Linked DNA regions of Homo sapiens: region 2 is linked to region 1. Evidence: read pairs that join two places in POLR2A ChIA-PET (ENCODE). Cell type or tissue: CD4-positive, alpha-beta T cell. All regions are shown on one strand.

The links. Peaks named below come from ENCODE experiments on the same cell type or tissue, not always from the same donor. Only the 100,000 strongest peaks of a DNase experiment are listed, where the experiment ranks them.
Region 2: POLR2A ChIA-PET joins it to region 1 with 5 read pairs; 2 of 35 experiments call an interaction of 5 or more read pairs at or near these places.

What each region holds. Positions count from the first base shown.
Region 1 is chr12:47,273,675-47,276,174 of GRCh38, reverse strand. No RefSeq gene overlaps it. Among named protein-coding and RNA genes, the nearest start is that of PCED1B-AS1, 58 kb to the right of the region's middle. In CD4-positive, alpha-beta T cell, no CTCF peak of the experiment used is centred here; no DNase peak of the experiment used is centred here; H3K27ac peaks cover 991 bases.
Region 2 is chr12:47,607,749-47,610,248 of GRCh38, reverse strand. No RefSeq gene overlaps it. Among named protein-coding and RNA genes, the nearest start is that of RPAP3, 97 kb to the left of the region's middle. In CD4-positive, alpha-beta T cell, no CTCF peak of the experiment used is centred here; no DNase peak of the experiment used is centred here.

The DNA of each region.
Region 1 (2,500 bases):
CATTAAATATCGGTAGGTGAATGACTTAATACCTGTTTCAGATGCTTCAGGAATTAGCAAACATCTGTAACTCTTGCTGAGCTAAACCGGAGTATCATGTAGAAAAATATATAGTAGTAGTATAATTATAGTGGTATTAGATTATCCTAAAATCATAAATTTAAGAGGCATCCAAACACATGTTCTTCCTGAGAAACTAATTCTGCCTATTTTCCCTGCTTGGAGCTTTTTTACCTGCAAGTCTACAGACTATAATTTTTGAAAATAGATCCATATAAATCTTTCTGGAACTATTTATGTAAATGCTTTATTTTCCAGTAATCTCAGAGAATTGGCTTTCTGTACCCTGCTAATCTCCTTCTCTCAAAACAAACCAAACAAAAAGAAAACATGCTCCAGGAAACTGAGCATTCTCTATGATCTAATTAAGCAACACAGAAATATTGACATTCCACAAGTACTGACAATTATTTTTTAGCCTAAAAGACAAGAGTAAGTGTAATTATGTTGCCAGTTTAAGATCTACCTTGGAAAAATACAAACTACACCATCAAGAACTCTGTATCCTGCCTGTAATCCTAGCACTTTGGGAGGTTGAGGAGGGTGGATCACTTGAGCTCAAGTGTTCGAGACCAGCCTATCCAATATGGTGAAACCCTATCCCCACTAAAAATACAAAAATTAGCCAGGCATGGTAGTGGGCATCTATAATCCCAGCTACTCAGGGAGGCTGAGGCAGAAGAATTGCTTTAACCCAGGAAGCAGAGGTTACAGTGAACTGAGATCGTACTAGGCAACAGAGTGAGACTCCATCTCAAAAAAAAACGAAAAACAAAAAACAAAATTAAAAAAAATTATCAAAAATCAATGAGAAAACTTGATTAGTAATTAACTCTTTCTGCCACCAAAATGTCAGGGGTATAGTCTATGTCCCATTGCTCGCTACACAGAAAGCCAATCACTGATACAATGAGTATTGCCAGGGAAGAAAGGTTTTATTTAGGTGACGTGAGCCAGGGAGATGGGAAATAAGTCTCAAATCCGTCTCTCCAACTGACTAAAGTTGGGGATTTATATATCAGGGAAGGAATGTAACTATGAGCAGGAAAACAGAAATCAGGGAGGAGTAAGGAAGAGGTGATGGTCAATAGGAAGCACGCAGTCAGTTTGGGAATCATGATGGGTGAGGGATCTGGCATCTCATTGTCTGGATGCAGTGATCTGGTGAGTTTCAGTTCCTTGATACTATCTGAGAAGGCCTGATGATGATTTCCTGAGAAAGGAACTCAGATTGTAAGTTTCAAGCTTTAAGACCAGGAGGGTCAATTTCTATGTTTATTTTAAAAGACTGAAAACATCAGTTCTATGGGAAAATTAGACTGGTTTCATTTCTACTGCACACAAATGTTTCTCCCAGATACATATGTTAGGAAAGTCAGTATAAATCCCAACTTGTGTATGAAGTAATATACCTTCTGCAAGAAAGTCTCTCCTTTAAGTAATGGAAACTTAGACAATGTAGAAACCTAAGCCTAAAATAGCATTTATATTCTTTGGAAGCACTTGTCATCTGTGATGTGATATACAATATATTTCCGTACCTTTGCCTAGAAAGTTGGCCAGAACCCATTTAAATGTTGTTGGTTTAAAAAACGAAATGACAGGCTGGGTGTGGTGGCTCACGCCTATAATCCCGGAACTTTGGGAGGCCGAGGCAGGCAGTTCACCTGAGATTGGGACTTCGAGACCAGCCTGACCAACATGGAGAAACTCCATCTCTACTAAAAATACAAAATTAGCTGGGCGTGGTGATGCATGCCTATAATCCCAGCTACTAGGGAGGCTGAGGCAGGAGAATTGCTTGAACCCAGGAGGCAGAGGTTGCGGTGAGCCGAGATCACACCATTGCACTCCAGCCTGGACAGCAAGAGCGAAACTGCGTCTCAAAAAAAAAAAAAAAAAAAAAAAAAAAAAGATAGACTTATTTTTCACATTGAAACCCTTCAAGTTCTGCAGCAAGGAGAAATCCAAAATAGCTTGCCTAGGGGGCATCGAAATGCCAATACCCAATGGAAGAAAATATCTCATCAAGAAAAAGGTCAAGTTAAACCAGGAAAATGGGAGATGGAATCTAATTACCGTCTCCTAACTCAACATTTAATCATTAGGTAAGTACCATAAGAGAAGATAATGGATGAAAAGGAACATCATAAAGAGAAAGAATCAAAATTACCAAAAATTGTTTAAGAAAGAGAATGACTAGAATCATCCTTTAGGATCCACACCACGAATCAGGTGGCATCATAGTGCACATTATAATGAAATGCAGTTACTTCTCATGATTAAAGGACTTGGAGTGGGGACCCAGACATACTACTTTCTCCAACTTCATTTCATTTTAAGACACAATTTTCTTCCATCATCATTAAACATTTAAGAAATTATTGTGTGTTTTATAATAAGAGAGGTCAGAATGTCTACCTGCTGGCACACTGAGGCT
Region 2 (2,500 bases), 330 kb before region 1:
CCCACTCTCATTACCCAATATTCTAACAATGGGAGACAGACCATAAGGAATCAGCAAATAAATACACAACTTAAAAAATCAAATTGCATATTATGTGTTGGGGAACTGCATGTCTTTAAGTAGGGCTGGGGCAAAGGTTGCATGTTGGAGGTGGGGGTGGAACAAGTGAAAAATGATGAGACTGGAGAACGTAGAAAAGGCCAGCCATGAGAAGGCCTTTCATGCATTAAGCGGCATCAGGAAGAGGATATGGACCTAGATTTGCATTACAGAAAGGTCACTGGCTTATGACTGCAGAGAGACTTGTGGAGTGGCTGCAGGGAGGCCAATTATTAGACAATTGGAATAATTTAGATATGCAATGATGAGGTCTTAGTGAGGAGAGGGTGGAAATGAGAGTTACAAAGGAGATGCTGTGCGCAGGACTAGGGAGTTGTATCACAGGAATGAAGGTAAGGGAAGGCTCTGAGGATGACCCCTCCTTCCTCCTTCCAGGTTTCAGGCAGAAAATAAGCAGCATGTGTTTCCTTGAGTTCAGTGCAGCCATTCTGATTTGTGTACACTTTTACATTAAAATAAGTATTGTTTACAAGATGTCACAAAAAGGCTAATAAACTAAAATTTTACTCTGTCTTACTAGAAAGCAGTGGGAATAAATTATGTTATTTTAATGTAATATGTGGTTTATGCATTTTGGTTATTTGGCTTGTTTCCATTTGCTGTTCCAGATAGCACCTCTTATGAATAGCATCACTGTGAGTGGGGCATCCATAGAGCCTGTTGGGGTGGGCACCCACCAAACAGCATCATTGGATGAAGAATGTCTGCCCAACATGACAAGTTGGGAGAAAAACTCATTTGAATATATAGGTTATGGACTGAATGTTTGTGTCCCCCCAAATTTATATGTTGAAACCCTATACTCAGTTATGATGGTATTAGTAGGTGGGGCCTTTGGGAGGTAATTAGGATTAGATGAGCTCATGAGTCAGGGAGCCTTCATAAATGGAGTTAGTGCCCTTATAAGAAGTAACAGGAGAGGCCAGGCACTGTGGCTCATGCCTGTAATCCTATCACTTTGGGAGGCCGAGGCGGGTGGATCACCTGAGGTCAGGAGTTCGAGACCAGCCTGCCCAACATGGAGAAACCCCGTCTCTACTAAAAAAAACAAAAAATTAGCTGGGCGTGGTGGTGGGCACCTGTAATCCCAGCTACTCTGGAGGCTAAGGCAGGAGAATCGCTTGAACCTGGGAGGCCGAGGTTGCAGTGAGCCAAGATTGCACCATTGCACTTCAGCCTGGGTGACAAGAGTGAAACTCTGTCTCAAAAAAAAAAAAAAAAAAAAAAAAGAAGAAGTAACAGGAGAGTTTGCTTCCCCTTTCTGCTTTCTGCTGACAGAAGTCAGCAATCTGCAACTGTGAGAGGACCCTCACTGGAACTGACCATACAGGCACCCTGATCTCAGACTTCCAACTTCCAGAACTGTGGAACTATGGGAAATATATTTCCATTGTTTAGAAGTCACCTCGTTTATAGTATTTTGTTATAGCAGCCTGAACTAAGAAAATTAGTACCAAAAAGTGGGTGTACTGTTGTAACAAATAGCTAAAAATATGAAACTGCATAGTGGGGAGAGGCTGGAAGAATTCTGAGGTGCATATTAGAAATATGGATGTTAAAGGTCATTCTGGTGAGAGCTCAGAAAGAAAAGAGGAGAGCTGGAGAGAAAACCTCAATCTTCTTAGAGAATACCTAAGTAATCCTGAACAGAACATTGATGGATGGTAAAGGCCATTCTGATGAGGACTATGTTACTGGAAACTGGAGGAAAGGCCATCCTTGTTATAAAGGAGGGAAGAACGTGGCTGACTTGTGTTCATATTCTAGTATTTTTTGAAAGATAGAACTTGTGAGAGATTTTACTGGATATTTAGCTGAGGAGATTTCTAGGCAAAGTGTTAAAAATGTGGCTTGGCTTTTCCTGACTGCTTGTAGTAAAATAAGACACAAGAGAAATGACTTAAAGACAGAATTTCTGGGCAAAAAGAAAGCAGAACTTAAAAATTTGGAAAGTTCTCAGCCTGTTCATATTGCAAAAAATGAGAACACCAGTGGTGTGGCCAAATCCCCTTTGATAAGGAGATTAGTATGGGTGGGAACCATGGACCTAATCAGCCATCCCAGCAGGAAAATTGTCAGTTTGAACTGATGAGGATGAAGAAGGGAAAGAAGGAAGGAAGGCTGTCAAACTTATATTTAACTGTATGGATCATAGAGCTATTCAACTGTGAACATGCACTGTTCTTCAAGACAAGGGAAGAAGGACCATGAAGGCAACTCAGAGGTCATCAGGGTTGCTTCTTTGGTTTCCAAAGGGGAGGACCATTGCTTTGCTTTCCACAGGCCAGATAGCCCCAACCCAAAGCCATGGGGACAGGGCCACCCAAAACTCTAATCACCTAATAGATTCTTCTTGCCCACTGCACAGATAGAGCCGATT